Regions from separate parts of the Homo sapiens genome. Here region 1 is linked to region 2. Evidence: read pairs that join two places in POLR2A ChIA-PET (ENCODE). Cell type or tissue: CD4-positive, alpha-beta T cell. All regions are shown on one strand. Each heading gives the region's core, and the rest is flanking DNA. Links, peaks and the distances in the headings are about the cores only.

What was found. Peaks named below come from ENCODE experiments on the same cell type or tissue, not always from the same donor. Only the 100,000 strongest peaks of a DNase experiment are listed, where the experiment ranks them.
Region 1: POLR2A ChIA-PET joins it to region 2 with 7 read pairs; 3 of 35 experiments call an interaction of 5 or more read pairs at or near these places.

What each region holds. Positions count from the first base shown.
Region 1 is chr11:32,418,236-32,426,827 of GRCh38, reverse strand. The region is part of intron 3 of WT1 (WT1 transcription factor); the gene reads left to right. Among named protein-coding and RNA genes, the nearest start is that of WT1-AS, 13 kb to the left of the region's middle. RefSeq lists an enhancer at 1-139 and silencers at 1,528-1,994, 1,528-2,315, 5,735-5,784. In CD4-positive, alpha-beta T cell, for the core only: no CTCF peak of the experiment used is centred there; DNase peaks (open chromatin) are centred at 5,477 and 5,797.
Region 2 is chr11:32,551,966-32,563,509 of GRCh38, reverse strand. No RefSeq gene overlaps it. Among named protein-coding and RNA genes, the nearest start is that of EIF3M, 26 kb to the left of the region's middle. In CD4-positive, alpha-beta T cell, for the core only: no CTCF peak of the experiment used is centred there; no DNase peak of the experiment used is centred there.

The sequences.
Region 1 (8,592 bases), core at 3,340-8,339, 140 kb after region 2:
CGAGAGTGAGCCCGGGGCTGGCCTGGCTCTCGCATCTAAGGTTCTCCTTCCCGGGAGTTTCTAGAGAGGTGCAGGGATGCGCCCCTTCTATTTCTAACGCCTGAGGCGCGCGGACTGGAGAAACCTTTTTTTTTCCTTTTTTTCCCCCGGAACATCCGGTTTATCTATTCGAAACTTGGATTCCTCATCACACTTTTTTTGGGCGGGTGGAGGCAGGCGGTGGGCAAGAACACCAATGGTCGCACCTCCCCATCCTTCTTTTTCTGCGTCCCTAGCTAGAAATCATTCCTGTTCTGCACCACAGGCGCGGCATGCTGCCCCAAGCCTGCCACCTCAGCGCCTCCCTTCGGTGGGTAAAGTCTTTGGAATGGGGGCAGGATTCGCACCTATTCTCTGAGGTGAATCTCCTTCCCTAGCAAAACTGGCAGCGGGGCCATTGCCATTCTTCTTGTGTAGCTGCTCCTGCCCATTGCCAGGGTGTCATTGCTGTTATTCTAGTAGCCATCAGGCGGGCTGTTGGAATGGTTCCCACGTAATGACCTTGGTCCACCCCTTCCTCCTTAGCTCCCTGTGGACTCAGTTGGTGTGTCACACTAGGCTGAGAGAAGACCTTGATGCGGGAGTGGGCACTGTCGATATGGGAGGTGTTCTTGGGGGTTGGGGACTGGAAGACCTTGCAGTCTGGTGCCTCAGTGACTCGAAGCTACACACACATCCGTTACTTCCCTCTCCCAAGCCGAGACTCACCCTGTGGGACCCTAGGAAGGGGTCCATCAGAGGACCTGGCAGCCTTGAAAGAGGAGTCCAGGAAAAAGCGATCATTACCACTGGTTTAATAGCAATTCTCCAGGGTGCCTATGGTGGATTTTGACTTAGGTCTGATTTTGTGGTTGCTAGGGAAGTAGGAAACATCACATAAATTTTCACGTTTTCTAATCCAGCTTCTGATTGGCCACTGTATTAAGCACTTCATCAAATTCACCTTTCAGAAGTATTTGTTTATTTCTATCTTCTTTCTTTATAATTGAGGAACTTTCTTTGGTCCTGTTATTTTTACACAAATCCAATAAAAATACTATTTTTCCCTCTCACAGAAAATTTCCCAAGTAGTAACATCTCAAAAAAGAATTTGTGACCCCTGTAGGAAGAGTTTGTTCCCTTGGAATTTGTGCTGTCTGGATCTTGAAAGCTCCATTCACTCTAAATTAACATTTCCATTCAGTTTTCAAAGATCATGTGCTTCCCTTGCAGTCTAAAGATGAATGGGCAGGTGTAGGAATGTTTTAAACCTGGGTCTGTGCACCAACATTACTACAGTTATATGGTTTCCCTCTTTCCTACTCCTAAACAAGTTTGAAAGGGTATTTAAATGCTTTTGTGAATGTAATGGTTGAAGAAGCATAAAAAATAGGACTAAACTTTAATTGCTTAACACCCTAACTTTTGGATTTTAGGTATTCAGTGGTGCTTCTACTGGTCCCTGGTTTCATTCATTTTTTCTCTCTAAAGTTTGGGACTTTCTGGGGAAAGCTTGCTTGTATTTTGTTTGCCTTGTTGCATTTGACCCTCTGAGGCTGACTGCCCAGCTTTTTCTCCCCCTCCCTCACCAAACTTTTTCTTCCCCAGTCTTTTTTTTTTTTTTTTTTTCTTTTCGAGACAGTCTCACTCTGTCGCCCAGGCTGGAGTGCAGTGGCACAATCTTGGCTCACTGCAACTCCATCTCCCAGATTCAAGTGATTCTTGTGCCTCAGCCTCCCAAGTAGCTGAGATTATAGGTGCTGGCCACCATGCCCAGCTAATTTTTGTATTTTTAGTAGAGACGGGGTTTCACCATGTTGGCCAGGTTGGTCTCAAACTCCTGATCTCAGGTAATCTGCCCACCTTGGCCTCGAAAAGTGCTGGGATTACAGGTGTGAGCCGCTGTGCTGGGCCTCTTCCCAGTCTTTGGATATACTTTCCCTTGTCAGTCTAAAGAAAGGTAATGGTACAGATCTGACATTAAATAAGCAAAATACAGTGTGGAGTGTGCTTTGAGGACATTCTCAAAATCCCAGTTCTTCCCTTGTCCCCTGCACAATTCCCTCCTTTCTCTCAGGTGACAGTTCTGAGGAGTTGCAGCTGCATATATATTTGTTGTGGCTATGAACAACAGTGAATAGAAAATACATTCAATCAGCAACTTATGGGAAATGACAGGAGGTGGTTTTCTCTATCCTCCTTACCCTCTCCTCTCATATACAAGGTGGGTGGAGTTTTGTGTAAAGGTCACTAGGGTTTCTGAAACCAGGTGTCTGCCCTTACGGAACCCAGTGATCATTGTTGGATGACAGCATGAGTCCTTATAATGTAATAACTGGAATTTATTGCATGCTGACTATATGTTGCTGTGCATGACGTTAAATGGTTCACTCAGTTTACCCATTTAACCCTTTTGACTACTCGTTGAGGCAGGTACTATAATTTCTAGTTTAAGTTCAGAGTCTCAAAGTAACTTGCTCAAAGTCACACAGCAAGTGAGAATCAGAATCAGGATTTGATCCTTAGTCTCTCTGACTTCACAGCCCAGCTGTGCTCTGAATCACTGAGTGACACCAGACCACGCAGGATTCCCTATCTGATTACTCCCCTTGTATAGGCAATGTATCACTTTTTTTTTTTTTTTTTTTTGAGATGGCATCTCGCTCTGTTGCAAGGCTGGAGTGCAATGGTGCAATCTTGGCTCACTGCAACCTCTGCCTGCCGGGTTCAAGAGATTCTCCTGCCTCAGCCTCCCAAGTAGCTGGGACTACAGGCATGTGCCACCACGCCTGGCTAATTTTTTGTATTTTTAGTAGAGAGGGGGTTTCACCGTGTTAGCCAGGATGGTCTCAAACTCCTGACCTTGTGATCCACCCGCCTGGGCCTCCCAAAGTGCTGGAATTACAGGCGTGAGCCACCGCACCAGGCCAATGTATCACTTTTGCTCATAAATCATAAGAGCACATGCTTATGTAGACTTAACATGCACCAGGTACCACTGTAAGCACTTTACAAGTGTTGACTTATTTAATCTACCTAGTGACTCTCTGAAGGACACAACAGGTTATCACTGCCATTTTACAGAGGAGGAAACTCAGGCCCTGAGAAGTAAATTTCCCCAGTGTGACACAGTTAAGGGACGGAAGTGGTGTTCAAATTCAGGCAATACAGCTCCAGAATCCATCCTCCTACCCTCTGCACTTGCTTTCTCTCTAGATGGATAAGTGCCATTCTCTTTGTGAAGGTGGCATCTGTCCTCAGTCTCACTCAAGGATGGTCTCCTATTTCCCACAGTTGTGAAAGAAGTCAGTTATCCATTAGTTTTACCTGTAGCTTTCAACAGAAAGTTCTTAGTGGTTTGGGACAGCGTTTTCCCTGAAGGCCATTATCAGAAGCAGGCTTGAGCATTCTCCTGAAGTTCTAACACACAGAGCAGTTGTCTTTCAAACTCCAGACTCCTCCAGTTTTGTCTTTACCACTGGGTGTGAACTGTTGGGGTGAAGTTCAGCCCAGGCACCTAAAGAATTGCAGGGCAGAGACCTTTCTCCCTGTCCATCCAGACCCAGAAAGAATGACTGCTTCCAGGACCACCCTGGTTTGGGCTTGCCCAGAGGGAAGGTACCAGGGAAAAGTTCTTCTGTCAGTGTAGGGAGTAGTGGGGTCCAACCTTACTAGGCACAATTTCCCCCCTAATTTCTACCTAGAAAAGGCAGCTAGCTGGGCCTTTTCTGCTGTCTTTCCTTCCCAGAGTCCCTTTGCCTCATCTTTTTGCTGACTTCCTCGGAGACCCCAGTCCTTGACTATACCGACTTCACATATGATCCTCATGGCTACTTTGAAAAGTTCTGTGCACTGCGTTTGAAAAATATTCCCATGCACACTGATTGTTTCTTTTAGGCATTCTAGCCCTTTCCCTTTCCTTTTGCTCTTTTATTAGGTTTGCATATTCTTCTTTAGCAACTGTGCTACGAATTTAAATGAAGATATTTCCTTTTGCTGTACTTTTGCCTGTTAGCAGGTGAAACCACTCCGACTCTGGAAGCAATCATTCAATGTTAGTCTGTTTTGAACTGGATGTGATGATTCACAAATGGTGACATTGACAGTGGAGCCTGTTACAAGTAGATTATTTTTCATATGAGAGAAACTTCCTCAGCAGCCATAGAGTTTCTGGGAAATCTTGGGTTCCATAACTCAGTGGGAAGTGCCGATCTACCACTTGGGTTGGCCTTCAACATAGACAGAAATCAGATGACAGCCCATGCCCAAGAAAATAAAATTGTAATTAATAATGCCTCTTTTCACTTGTGTACCTATGTACATTGTACACTGCCTTTTCCCTTAGTAGAAAATCAATATTTGTTTCCTGCAATGATAGGCAGAAGGTGGAAGGTCTGAAACGGCTTCCAGGGTGATGGGCAATGTTATCAAAGCCACAGGCTTGAATTAAACTCGTCTCCAGGGAGGAGGAAAAATCTAGTTCCAAATATTCCTGTAACTTTTGTGCTGACCAAGTGTTTATTAATAGAAATGGAATCCCCAGTGGGTTTTTCTTTGGTTAGCTGGTGAGCTTGAGAGAAATTACAATACCAAGAGAGTGACTGTGAAATAATTATTCATTATGGCCTGCTGGGCAGAAATTTCTAGGCAGGCAGGCTGCAAAGCACCTCAAAGGGAGGAGCACAGGAAAAGGGTGTGTGGAAGTCTGGCTGCACCCTCTGTTAAGTTATTAGGTAGAGGTACACCCACAGAGGCCTTTCTGTTGGTGTGGGACACAGCTATTACCGAAAAAGCTGGAAACATGAATTCTAATCACAGATGCCAGTTATGTCTACTTTGAGCCTTTTTATTTTTTATCCTCTGGGGGCAGCTCTTTACTTCTTCCAAGATGTTACCTGGCCAGCCAGCAGCTACGTGGCAGAGGTGACCCTGATCTCAGCCAGGTTAGATGGTTCTATTCCCTTGATGACACAAATTATTCTGCTGAATATAATAAACAGACTTAAAGATGAAAATGTGCTTGAATCACACATGCGTTTGAAGAGTGGAGGAGTTCTCATCTAGATAACAGCTGAGGCTTTTTTTCTTCCTTTCTTTTTGTGCAGAGGTCGAGAACTTAATAATACTGCAGTTCAGGCCAAAACAAACTCTATATGATCTACTACTGATTTCCTTTTAAGCTCCCCCTTTTTGCTAGGACTGACTTCCTTTTATTTTACTCCAACTTGCATTAATCCCAGTTATAGAAGTTTCTTTCCTCTTTCCTTTGCCTCCAACTTCAAACATTCTTACATAGGAAACAAGTGACTTTAAAAAAAATCTACTTAAAAAATATAAAGGACACCATGACTTTTGGAATACATTTTGGCAGCCTGCAATTTGAAAGTTCACTTCCGAACAGGCAGAGTTAGACGGTTGGAGCTGAAATGCCTACGTGACCACAGTGGTCGCTGTAAGCCAAACCACCTGCTTATCTGATCTCCTCTGGGAATGAGGTGGTGGCACCTACAGTGGTTATTGAGTAATTAGATGCTTCATTTGCCAGAGGCTCTATATTCCTTGAACGAAGCTGCCTCTTTCCATGGGCTTCCATGATGAGAGCTGGGTGTTGAGCGATTGCCCAAAGAGATCAGAGCCTGAGCATGCTTCGGCCCAGTATTTTTAGCTCCAGTTCACATTTTTGTCCCCTCCCCAGCAGCCGTTATTGTCATTGCTGTCATTGACTTCCATTTGAAAGGCCGTGCCAGCCAGGCCCACTGACTGAGCAGCTGAGGAGCCCCAGCCAGCAAAAGGCAGGATGTGGTTAAAACTGTGCTCTGATCCTATCTCTGGCCTCAGGAAACCTATTAGTAGCTTGGGGATTTTCTGAAAGTCCTTCTGTCCCATACATCCTCCCCACCTTCTCTCCTCTTCTGAGAGTTTGCAGGCTAAGCTATCAGGACAGCTAGAATGGCAAAGGGGGCTTCTATTGGGATCTTGGCACTCTGCCCTTAGTGAGCTGAAGAGGACACATGGGGCATCTTGCAGCATCGTCATTTTCTAGAGACTGAGTAGGTCATGATGCTCCCTTGAGCATATTCTCTTTCACCTCCAGACTCTTGTCTGTATTATTGTTATTATTATTATTATATAAATGGTAATGAGAGGATGAGGCTCAGGATGCCTTCATAGGGGCAGGGCAGAGTGAGGGTGGGGGCTCAGGCATGCCAGCACTGGGCATCTCTCTGTGCCTCAACCCTCATCTAATAAATGGGGACTCAGAATTACATCTGCCTCACAAAGTTGTGAGCAGTATTGAGAATGTGTGAAAGTGCTGTGCAAAATTTGGTAGGTTAGAACAAATTAAAGTAATTAAAGTATATTATCTGTATCATCTTCAAAGGGCCATTGAGGGCATTACCTTTTATGGGCCTCACAACATTTCTGTACAGTTAGACTGATGGAGATTAATATTCCCATTGAACAGATGAGAAAACTGAGGGGCAGGGAGCTGAACTGATTTGCTCAATGTCCCAAAACTTATAGAACATCACTGTCCAATAGAAACATAACACAAGCCATACATGTAATTTGAAATTTGCTAGTAACCACATTCAAAAAATAAGAAGCTGTGGAATTAATTTTTCAAATAGCATATTTGACTCAATATAGCAAAAAATCTTATCATTTTAATGTGTGGCATGAGTCACATGTGGCCAGTGTATACCATATTAGACAGTACAGTACACACTAGAAAAAGTCATATACGTAAGACATAGACCTTGTATTTGAGAAGATTTGCCTTCTGAGGGCCAAGAAAATGCCATTAAAAATATTGGCCAGGCACGGTGGCTCATGCCTGTAATCTCAGCACTTTGGGAGGCTGAGGCGGGTGGATCACCTGAGGTTAGGAGTTTGAGACCAGCCTGACCAACATGGTGAAACCCCATGTCTACTAAAAATACAAAAATTAGCCGGGCATGGTGGCAGATGCCTGTAGTCCCAGCTACTTGGGTGGCTGAGGCAGGAGAATTGCTTGCGCATGGGAGACTGAGGTTGCAGCGAACTGAAATAGCGCCACTGCACTCTAACCTGGGCGACAGAGTGAGACTCCGTCTAACGGAAAAAAATGTTTATTTTCTCTTTGGGGTACTTCCTTACAGAGACCTTAGGAATCAACCAGACTATTCTTTAAGTCTGTGAGAAAATTTCCAACTCATAAAGTTAGATATTTGGGATTCATTCACCCTTCTGCATCAGCGTCTGTCACTCATCTTTCTTTCCCAGTTCTCTTGAAAATTATGATTTTCTGAGTTGTGAAAGGATGAAATAATTTCAGAAAGATCCCATATCCCCAAAGGGCCTAGGAAAATTGTCAACTGGGGCTGAGTGATTTTAGTTGGTGAACAATTTTTAAAAAATTAGTGACAAAAATATAGAGCTGCCTGGGGAATACAATGCCTGTTGGCTGAGATTAATGGTAAGATTAATAAATGGATTGCTTGATGAAAAGGCGCAGGAGAACAAAAACCAGTAGAGAGATTGTGGAGGAGGCCGCTTATTAATGAACTGTCAGCCCAAAGAAAGTTCAAGAAACTCTCCTGTGGTAAATGCTGCAGGCTGGCACTTCTAATAAAAGTTGGGGTCCTTCAGGAATTAATTACTCCAGCCTTACAGCAAGAATTTGTGGAATTGCAAAATGTTGTGGCACAGACCAGTACGGGCTGCTGCTACAAACAGGGAAGCTGCAGGAGAAACTCATCATTTTTTTTCATTGATATGTAGGATATTGTAGTAGCATAATAGCCAGTCAGACACGGGGATGAGTGACGGCGTCCAGATACACACTGACTAATGAAACGGCACATACTTTGAGTTTGAAGTCACTTCACTTTTCATATGCAAAATTCCCTCCTGGAATCTGATTTCCTCCTTATCCTGTGTACCCACCACTAAGGAGTTCCAAATAATTTTCAGAGTTATTATATGAGAGTCAGATGGACTCTGCCATGATTTATCACGCTATGCGGACAGAGAGCACAGAATTCATTTATTCTGAGTTGCTGTAATTTCCCTCTCCCCTCCTCAAGTTCCCAGTTATGCTTGGCCTGAAAAAAGCCTTTCTGAATTAAAATTTGGTGTTGCCTCTGCCCAGTGAAGCAGCTTAAAAGAATGCCATGACCAGACAGAGATGGTCCTATATCTGCAATCTGATACCACACATCGGATATTAAATGCCTCTTATCTTTTTTCATTTCTGCCATGAAGGTAGAGTGAAATTTTTCTTCTGTAAAGTGTTTAGACCAAGAGGTCCCAGAAAAACTCTTGGTCTCTTGGGTCTCAAATTTCATAATTAACCATTTCAGTTCAGGCATAAATTTATTCCTGATGGAGCTTGGTAATTTAGGAGATTTCTGGCAATTGATTCATGTGCTAATTTTCTAGGAATGAGATAAATACAGAGGGGACAGAACAGCTTTTTGTTGGTTTACATAGCGGTGTAAGACTTCTTTGGAGTCTTAATGTAAATGATAAGCCATTTCCCTCATAGAGTCTTATAGAACTGGGCTCTTTTTTTTTTTTTTTAATTTGACT
Region 2 (11,544 bases), core at 3,847-8,846:
AACCTTCTGCTCTGTGTGGTTTACATGAGAAAGCAGGACTCATCCTGCTGATCTAACGCTTCATAAACTCTTATCTCTGACTTATGGTCTCTAAGACAGACATTGTACACACTGGCTGCATTTTGCTTCATGCTTCAAAAGTTTAAATAAATAAGCCTTCACTTCAATTCAGCAGCTATCAGGGAAAATGATATTGTTTTTACTCATCCTAGCAAGGGGAGGCACTTCTGAAGTACCCACGCTTTCAAGCAGAACGAGAGCATTTCTGCCAATGAAGCGTGTCGTGCGTTCCCAAGTCACAGCCTAACTTTTTATCACAAAGGAAAGATGAATGTCCCAATCTAAACTTTGGCTGCTTGTTATTTTTGCTATGTATGGCCAGTGGTTTCCGTCGAATCAGTATGAGAAACACTTTTGATAATGATGTTTTTTTTCTCCTGGATAATTGAAAGTTGTTGATATTTAGGTGAAAAAGTCAGAATACTTTGTCAGATGGGTTGTGCAATTTATGAGAGAACAACAAATTCACACTGGTGTTGAGTGGCCTGGAGGGGCCACGGCAAGGTTACTGTACTTAGGAAGAAGAGAAATGGATGTTCTTTAAAAATCCCACTAAGTTCCTTTCATAAAAGTGTATCAATCCCCATTAAAAAATGCAACATGATGACTTTGACTTCCTTTGGCAAAATAACCATGAGAGTTTGCCATGAATCGGACATCAAAGAACCAATAAATTTAACGAGTAGTTTTCAGCACTAAAGACTCACTAGTTGGTCTGTTTCGCTATTATTACGCCTATGTTAAGGGGAAAAAAAGAATCTTGATTCTGATTAAGAACATACTACCTCTCAAGCTTCAATACAGAGAATATGCCTAACACCTAGCTCATAAATAGGTAGAATAGTGAGGTAAACTCTTGTGGGCAAGGATAGGCCTATGGTGCTTAGATGGTTGTCATTAAAAAGTCACTGCTTTTGGCTGGGCGCGGTGGCTCACGCCTGTAATCCCAGCACTTTGGGAGGCCAAGGCGGGCAGATCACAAGGTCAGGAGATCGAGACCATCCTGGCTAACGCAGTCAAACCCTGTCTCTACTAAAAATACAAAAAATTAGCCGGGCGTAGGTGGTGCACTCCTGTAGTCCCAGCTACTCGGGAGGCTGAGGCAGGAGAATGGCGTAAAACCCAGGAGGCGGAGCTTGCAGTGAGCCGAGATCTTTCCACTGTACTTCAGCCTGGGAGACAGAGCGAGACTCCATCTCAAAAAAAAAAAAAAAAAAAAAAAAAAAAAAAAAAAAGTCACTGCTTTCAGTTAGATAGTCTTTTTTAGATGTTCTCTGAAATGCAAAGGATGCTATTTGAAGTCACACATTGTCAGGTTTTTTTCCTCTGGGAAAACAGTAAGCAAGTTAGGAAGCGTTGGGAAACACGGGTAAGAGGAAGCTGTCAGATGGGGGCAGTGCTGGATTGTCCTGAATCTTCCCAATATCGTGGTGATTGCAAAGTCAGATGCGTGTGGGGCATGCAGGTAACTTACGTGAGTGATGTGGGCCTAATCAGTGGAAATTGTGACAAACTGAGTAACAAACCTTCTCTAAAGAGTCCAGCATCGGCCGGGCGCGGTGGCTCACGCCTGTAATCCTAGCACTTTGGGAGGCCGAGGTGGGTAGATTGCCTTAGTTCAGGAGTTCGAGACCAGCCTGGGTAAAACGGTGAAACCGCGTCTCTACTAAAATACAAAAAATTAGCCGGGTGTGGTGGCGTGCGCCTGTGGTCCCAGCTGCTCAAGAAGCTGAGGCAGGAAAATTGCTGGAACCCGGGAGGCGGAGGTTACAGTGAGCCGAGATCGCACCACTGCACTCTCGCCTGGGTGACAGAGCGAGACTCCATCTCTTAAAAAAAAAAAAAAAAAAAAGAGTCCAGCATCTTCTTAGCTATAACCACCGTTGCCGTGCACACTATCAGATGTGAATATGGGCTTAGTCCTGTTAGAGCTTCTGATTTTCTTCAGAAAAGCTGGGAATCCATATCTCTGTACATAATCCTCAGATTTTTGAAACATAAACAACTAACTCCAGTATTCTTAAAACATTGTGAAGACTAAATAAAATATATCTGTAGGCTGAATCAGGCCCTTGAACCACCATTTTACAACCCTTGCATTAGCTTAGGAAAACCTTTTACATTTTTGAGAATATGCAGTTTATTTATGAGAAAAAGACAGGACTCATATCTTCTACACAGAATGCCCCAGGTAAGAATGAAGAAAAGAAATAATTACTTAAAAGGGAATTTTTAAAAATACTTTTTAAAAAAAGTTCCTTTTGCCTTTAATTTTAGAGATTCTGCTCATGTTCAAATTTACTTAGGTTGGCATGTTTCCTTCCCAATCCTTCAGTGAGGTTGTTTCATATAGTTATTTTGTTTTGTTTTGAGATGGAGTCTTGCTCTATTGCCCAGGCTGGAGTGCAGTGGTACGATCCCAGCTGATTGCAACCTCTGCCTCCCAGGTTCAAGGGATTCTCCTGTCTCAACCTCCCAAGTACCTGGGATTACAGGTGCCCACCACCACGCCCTGCTAATTTTTTTTTTTTTTTGAGACAGAGTCTCACACTGTTGCCCAGGCTGGAGTGCAATGGCATGATCTTGACTCACTGCAACCTCCACCTCCTGGGTTCAAGCAATTCTTCTTCCTTAGCCTCCCAAGTAGCTGGGACTACAGATGCAGGCCACCACGCCGTTAATTTTTGTATTTTTGTAGAGACAGGGTTTCACCGTGTTGGCCAGACTGGTCTTGAACTCCTGACCTCAGGTGATCCGCCAGCCTCGGCCTCCCAAAGTGCTAGGATTACAGGCGTGAGCCACCGTGCCTGGGCTTGTTTTATATAATTGCAATAGATTAGATTCTTTGGTCATATTCTTCAGAAGATCCCCAGCTTCCTAAGTGAGTTTTTAAAGATTTGCATACATTAAGGTTCACCCTTGGTGCTGTGAAATTCTGTGAGTTTTAACAAATGTATAGCATCATGTATCCACCATTACTCTATCATACAGAATAGTTTTATCACCCTAAAAAAATCTCCTAGGCTGGGCACGGTGGCTCACGCTGTAATCCCAGCACTTTGGAAGGCCGAGGTGGGCAGATCACATGAGGTCAGGAGTTCAAGACCCACCTGGCCAACATGGTGAAACCCTGTCTCTACTAAAAATACAAAAATTAGCTGGGTGTGGTGGCACACTCCTGTAGTCCCAGCTACTTGGGAGGTTGAGGCAGGAGAATTGCTTGAACCAGGGAGGTGGAAGTTGCAGTGAGCTGAGATCGCGCCATTGCACTCCAGCCTGGCGAAACAGCGAGACTCCGTCTAAAAAAAAAAAAAAACTCTTGTGTTTCATTATTCAAATCATTTTTTGGCCTACTTACCATGAGCCAAACCTAAAACAGTATACAGAGCTGAATCTAAAGTGATGCTATTTTATTTTATGTTATTTTATTTTATTTTATTTATTTTTGAGGCAGAGTCTTGCTCTGTTGCCTGGGCTGGAGTGCAGTGGCACTATCTCGGCTCACTGCAACCTCTACGTCCCCGGTTCAAGCAATTCTCCTGCTTCAGCCTCCTGAGTGGCTGTGATTACAGGTGCAAACGACCACGCCTGGCTAATTTTTGTATTTTTAGTGGAGACAGGGTTTCACCACATTGGCCAGGTTTGGCTCGAACTCCTGACCTCAAGTGTTACACCCGCCTCGGCCTCCCAAAGTGCTGGGTAAAATTATACTATTTTAAATATTAAAAATTTACTTTCAGCTGCAACAACAACAACAAAAAATGTATTGGCAGAGTTCAGTTGCAGGAAACAGGACTAACTTATTATTTTAAGCAGAAAGGGATTTAATACAGGGAATTATATACTAAAGTTGTAGGTTCTAGGTTGGACCCTAGAAGCTCCCAGCACAACACCGAAGAACTGACTCAAAAGGGAGCTGCATCTGCTCCACTCGGGAAGGTGGGGATCATCAGGCCCCTGTTGATTTGAAGAACACAGAGCTGGAGCTGCACTCTTGAAATCAAGAAGCCACTGCACAGCCCTGCAATTGCCTTTGACCTTCACTAATTTAAAGGCTGTCCCCCGTTAATTTGCTTCAGTAAATCCCAAGGTCTCCATACCTGTGATGGCCAACAGCTTCAGCCAGAGCAGTAGAAAGATGGCTCCCTCCTCACTTCTGCCTTGCAACTCCACACAGTGCATCTCATGGACAGAGCCTAGTTCACATCCAGAAGCCCTGGCGCAGTGGGTTGAAGGCTGGCTCCCCAGAAGACTGGTCCACCGGGAACCCAAGAATGTGACATTATTTGGGGAGAAAAAGGCCTTTGCAAATGCATTTATGTTAAGAATTTCAAGTGAGATCATCCTGATTACCTGAGTGGGCCCTAAATCCAATGATAAGTGTCCTTACAGGAGACAGAAGAGGAGAAGACACAGAGAGAAGGGAAGGTCATGTGAAGACAGAGGTGGAAATTGGAGTGATGCAGCCGCAAACCAAAGAATGCCTAGCAGCATGGGGAACTAGGAGAGGCAAGGAAGGAATCTCCCTTAGAGCCCCCAGAGAGAGCACAGCCCGGCCAACACATTGATTTTGGACCTCTGGCCTCCAGAGCTGTGAGATAATACATTTCTATTGTTTTCTTTTCTTTTCTTTTCTCTTCTATTCTTTTGTTTTCTTTTCTTTTCTTTTTTTTTTTTTTTTTTTTTTTGAGATGGAGTCTTGCTCTGTTGCCCAGGCTGGAGTGCAATGGCAATCTCTGCTCACTGCAACCTCTGCCTCCCGGGTTTAAGTGATTCGCCTGCCTCAGCCTCCCGAGTAGCTGAGATTACAGATGTGCGCCACCACACCCAGCTAATTTTTGTATTTTTAGTAGAGATGGGATTTCACCATCTTGGCCAGGCTGGTCTTGAACTCCTGACCTCGTGATCCACCCACCTCAGCCTCCTAAAGTGCTGGGATTACAGGCGTGAGCCACTGTGCTGGGCCATTTCTATTGTTTTAAGCCACCTAATTTGTGGTAATTTGTTACAGCAATGCTAGGAAATCACAAACTTAGCTTCAAGTGACTCTAGGAGCTGTCATTTCTGCTTCCTGGCCTCTGCTGTATAAGAACGCTACTATTTAGAAAGAACTTGGACTGATGCTGAGTGCTGAGTGCTAATCTATCGTGTCTACCACTTGGAAATTGGAAGTTACATGGATCGGGATGGAACAAAGATTTCTTCCGAGCATATCTGTTTGGTCATAGCTAAAATCAAACCAGTTTGTTTACATTTATAAAACCACAGATTTAGCCTTGATGTTTATCCCTTAAATGAACTGCCTCCAACCACGCACACATAAAGTACAATACCAATAACAGTGCCCTCCTCTTTTAAAAATGTTGTATAAAGATGGGCCAAGTCTAAATTGGCTGAATTTATCTTGATATTTGAAGTGTCAAAAAGCATCTTATTTTTTCCAAAAAAAAAAAGGGGCATTATTTCCACTGCTACTTGCACAGCAAGCTTCAACGGTAATGACAGAGTGTCTCCCGAAGTTAAATGTGAGGCCTTAAATAACAGCTGATGAAAATACCTTCTGTTTAACACATGCAATCATATGTCATGCTTTTGGCACCATATAAGTTTGGTTAAATAGTGTTTATAATGTTACAAAATAAAAGAATCATTTTCTCAGGTTGTCCCAGTAAAATGCGGTTAAGTAGGCCATTACATAACAAATTATTATCTCATGTAACCATCGATAGTGTTAAAGGTAGGATTTTGTTTCTTTTTTTCCTTTTTTTTTTTTTTTTTTTTTTTGAGACAAAGCATTGCTCTGTCACCCAGACTGGAATGCAGCAGCACGATATCGGCTCACTGCAACCTCTGCCTCCCAGGATCAAGTGATTCTCCTGCCTCAGCCTCCCAAGTAGCTGGGATTACAGGCATGCGCCACCACACCCATCTAGTTGTGTGTGTGTGTGTGTGTGTGTGTGTTTGAGACAGAGTCTCGCTCTGTTGCCTAGGCTGGAGTGCAGTGGCACAATCTTGGCTCACTGCAACCTCCACCTCCCAGGTTCAAGTGATCCTCCTGCCTCAGCCCCTTGGTACCTGGGATTACAAGCACGTGCCATCATGCTTGGCTAATTTTTGTATTTTTAGTAGAGACAGGGTTTCGCCATGTTGGCCAGGCTGGTCTTGAACTCCTGACCTCAGGTGATCCACCTGCCTCAGCCTCCCAAAGTGCTGGGATTACAGGCATGAGCCACCTCTCCTGGCCTTTTGTGTGTTTTTAATAGAGACAGGGTTTCACCACATTGGCCAGGCTGGTCTCAGACTCCTGACCTCAAGTGATCCATCCGCCTTGGCCTGCCAAAGTGCTGGGATTACAGGTGTGAGCCACTGTGGCAGGCCAAGGTAAGACTGAATTTAAAGGAGTGGATTTAAAGGAGCTTCTCATCAGAAACTAAATGGGGTACCAAAACTGAGAGAAGGAATGGAGTTTAGAATCTTGTGAAATTCCAAAGCTCAAAAAGCCAGGAGATACGTGTGGGTGGATCTTCAAACAGAAGAGACAGTAGCATAACTAACATAACTGAAGTCAGGATGTGGAGCCGAGAATCTGAGACCACAGAGCGAAAGATGACACAAGTGATGAGACAATCTGGGACCCAGGAGGCTACTGCTGTTTGTGCCTTCTTTTCATGAAGAGTTAGGTCATGGTGCCTGGTGAGTTAAACAAAGGGCCAAGGTAGAAGGGACACCCTTGGACAACCAATGCTCCAATAAAATAATACATTTTTGATAAATATAGTGGAAAACTTACTGAGGTGATAGACATTTTTTAAGCCATGTGGATAGTATCCACCCAATAATAAGCAATTTAACACTCAAGATGCTAAGTTCAACGTCTAACTACAAACCAATGAAATTCAGAAGCCTTGTATGTTTAACAAAGTTGCAGAATAGATGACACCTATACCTTGTGATTTATAGCTAATTGGCTGGCTGGCTGGCTGGGAAACCTCCGTTTCCCAAAACGTTCCTCCCATTTACCATTCTACCACTAGAGATTTATTCCTCAGGTCAAGGTATCACCGCAAGCAGCCTCTTTTAATATGCATATAAACCACACTGAGGATTAACATGTTGGTTACGATAACAAAGGCCATTTATATAGAGCTGTGCAGTTTTCAAAGCATCATCATGTACGCGTTCTATATCACTTTTCTAACATCTATGGGGAGGGGTCAATGAGGAAATTGGAGCTTTGATAGGGATATGGGAGGACTAATTTGGAAGCTTGGGGCATGGTCAGAGGTGACAGCTTGGCTGGGGAGACACATCAAAGGGCTCCAGGCATCGCAAGGGTGGTCAGAGCCACCAGGGGTCTGAGAACACCAGAGAGGGAGCGCTGCAGACAAGAGCACACCCCCGATGACTTCACTACTTCACTACTTCAGTGTCTGTGCCCTCGACTCACAGTGAGCTGCTGCCCTATTTGCTGCGCTGCTGTATATGACTTTGATCTGCTCTCTCAGTGCCCTTAGCAGCACCATGGTCCCTTCTATTTTCAGAGGCAAATCCAGCATAGATTGATTTCCAGTGGTGAAAATGGGACAATGTTTTTGTGATGGAAGAGTGTAGTGGAGGCTATTATATTATGGCTACAACGCTAGTATTTGATGACTTAATTCATGAACTTTTCTTTGACAATTTATGCTTGGAGTTCGAAAGACTTTTTTGTGATCATCTCAGTATTTTAGTAGCAAATCATATTCTCTAAGTACTAGTTATTGGCAGGCATTCTTGTGGCCTTTTGGGAGTGAAGAGACCAATAAAAATGTATTTTTTAACACAAGGTGAGCCTTAATAATGGATAAAACCATTGAAGTGAAGAAAAGGCAAAAAAGGAAGCTATCCATGTTAAATAAGCAAATGCTAACAGCTATGAGCAGCAATTCTCAGGTTAGTGGGCATTTTTTTTGGAGCTGTGGCTTCAAATGAGTTTCAACATAAACACTACTTTGAATAGTTGATAAAAATGGAGTATGTGGGTTTACATATTGATTTGGTCGTGCTGATAGTCTTATTAAAGCAAGGCTGTAGAGGCCAGGTCACATTCTTTCCATGACATTTTAATGAGCAGTTTAGGGAGGGTGGTTGGCGTGGTGATTGTAAGTGGGGACAAGTGGCAAAGATTAACTCAGTATTCATTTTGCCTGACTGCAGAATTTAATACCTCACTGTTGCTGGTACTGTCAACACGTGGTAGAAAATATAAATTAGATTGTGCTCTACACAGACTGTATATAATAATTTCACTTGTTAACGTATTTTTAAAGGTTTTTAGTTGTTAACATTTCTTTTCCACATTCTTCTATAAGGATCATATATTATTAATAGCATGTTTATATTTTTATTAAAATATAATCCACATACTATAAAATTAACTTTTTAAAAATGTATAGTTCAGTGTTTTTTTCAGAAGGTTGTGCAGTTATCACCACTATCTAATTTCATTTTCATCACCCCCAAAAGAAACCCTGTACCCATTAGCAGTCATTCCACAAGAATATTTATATTTAATTGACCTACATATAAAAGGCTAGAGAGAGGTTATCCAGGAACACATCATCTAAGAGAATCAAGTGCTTAAGAAGTCCCCTTAAGATGGTGTGAGGCTGCCATTTTCTCTGATGAGCCAGACTATTCCAGGGTCTCCACTTTTCAAATTCTTGCCAATTTTATTTTTATTAACTGTATGCAAATCTCAGCTGCTGCCAGAGCAGAGAGATCAATATGGACAGTGAATAACTTTATGTGTAAGAACCTCATTTTATATCATTCTTTTTCAAAAAAATCTTTTCCAAATTTTAATTTATTTTATTAGTTAATAAAAATTTAATAACCTCCTTGCAAAGTTGTGGGCAGGATTTGGGAAGTGGTAAGTAAAGAAATGAAGGTGATATGGTACAAAGCCATTAAACGAACTATGACTGCTGCTTCTAACAGCACTAATTTGTTCCCCCATGTAATGAAATTCATAGATACGGAAACATTTTGTACTTCACTCATTATCTATTTTTCAGAGGAAGTGCATAAAATCCTAACATGAAAAATACTTTACAATAAGAGATAGTATATTGCTCTTAGCAAAAGCTACAATTTATTGTCATGTAGTTGACAGTAGATACCATTGTTTGCTTATTTTACAAAGTAGATGGCAATAAAATAAGACATGGCTGTGATGTAATATTAAAAAAAGTAACTGAATTTTTGCCAAGTTGAGTAACAAAATTTTAAAGGACTTATTTTGTACATCTGAATATAATGTGAATAAGAATATCCAACTTTTGCCTGGGCATGGTGGCTCATGCCTGTAATCCCATCATTTTTGGAGGCCAGGGCCAGAGGACTGCCTGAGGCCAGGAGTTTGAGGCCAGCCTGGGCAAACATAGGGAGCCCCATCTCTAGAAAAAACAATTTTAAATTAGCCAGGTGTGGTGGCACATTCTTATTTAGTTCTATAGGAGGCTAAGGTGGGAAGATTGCTTGAGCCTAGGAGTAGGAGGCTGCAGTGAGCTATGATTATTCCACTGTACTCCAGCTTGGGTGACAGAATGAGAAGAGGAAGAAGAAGAAGAAGAGGAAGAAGAAGAGGAAGAAGAAGAGGAAGAGGAAGAGGAAGAAGAGGAAGAAGAAGTTTTTATTTCAAATATGTATTTATATATATACACTGAGAAATAAGGTACATTTGTTTGAGTTTACATTCACTTGGTAACCAGTAGTTAATTACTGAGCTCCACCATTTCTAGAAGTATTTCATGAGTTTTATGGTGTGGCAGTTTTTAAAGATGGCCACAAATTCTTTGACACTTATCCCTTCAAGAGATGGGGTCTGTATCACTTCTGTTTGAAAATGGGCAGGCTTATCACTGCTTTGACAAAAAGTACAGGAAAGTGATGGTATGTGACCTCCAAATCTACATCATAAAAGGTCATACAGATTCCCCCTTGATCACTGATGCCGTGGCTCTTGTAAGAAGTCACACCCCTCAAGCTTCCATGCTGAAGAAGCCCCATGAAGGCATTTTCGTCGACAAATGTAGCTGAGCCTTGCCTTACAGCCATCCCTCATGTCCTCATGTCAAGTCTCCTGACATTTGAGTGACGCCATCTTGGATCCTGCAGATAAGCTCACCCACCAGCTGAATACTTCCAAGTGACCTCTGTTGACACCACATGGAACAGCTATACCCTGGTCAAAATCCTGACCCACAAAATTGTGAGATGTAAGAAAAAGAGCTATTGTTTTAAGCCACTGAGTCTTGTGATCGCTTGTTATGCAGCAATAAATAACTGGAACTGAGGGTCATCTGTTGGTATCCTTTGCCACACTACTGACCCTTTGAATTGATTATACCAGCTGAGTGGGCATTCCCTCTCTCCCTCATAGCTCTAAATGTTCCTCCAACAGGAAACCTTCCCAGAAAGAGACAACTATTTAGCTCTAGCCTGCTCTCCCCTCCCTCGTTCCCTGCTGCATTCTCCATCATTTTGTTTGCTTTGTTGCAGTTGCTGAAGGGCTTTCAAATTTATGCCAGACATTAGTTGTTTTAGTTTCTCAATGATTCAAATGATCTGGTCTAAGGCTTACATGAATGGATTTGGAATTTTAGAAAAAATAGTAACTTGAAAGATTTAAAAATTATTTCCACTTACATTCACCCAATGTAACATGAATGTTCTTGAAGTCTCTTATTTCATTAAACTGGGTATTCAACTACAAAGTGGAGTGGGAAATTCAGGTCGTTATCCTTGACCTGTACTCTTTTTTTTTTTTTTTTTTTCTTGAGACGGAGTCTCACTCTGTCGCCAGGCTGGAGTGCAGTGGCATGATCTCGGCTCACTACAACCTTTGCCTCCTGGGTTCAAGCGATTCTCCTGCCTCAGCCTCCCAAGTAGCTGGTACTACAGGCATGCACCACCATTCCTAGCTAATTTTTGTATTTTTAGTAGAGACGGAGTTTCACCATGTTGACCAGGATGGTTTCGACCTCTTGACCTTGTGATCCTCTTGCCTCGGCCTCCGCCCAGGCTTTTTTTTTTTTAGATGGAGTCTTGTGCCCAGACTGGAGTGCAGTGGTGCGATCTCAGCTCATTGCAACCTCCGCCTCCCGGGTTGCAGCAATTATCCCATCTCAGCCTCCTGAGGAGCTGGGATTACAGGCGCCCGCCACCATGCCCAATTAATGTTTGTATTTTTAGTAGAGTTGGGGTTTCACCATGTTGGGCAGGCTGGTCTCGAACTCCTGACCTTAGGTGATCCACCCGTGTCGGCCTCCCAAAGTGCTGGGATTATAGGCGTGAGCCACTGCACCTGGCCACTTGACCTGTACCTTTGAAAAACGGAAACAAGATATCAGAAAACTAAGATACCAGTTTTCTACCTTTCTAAATTAGTATACCTCTTGCCCTAAAGGGAAAAAAAGAATAATCCATGAAATCTGGCCCACA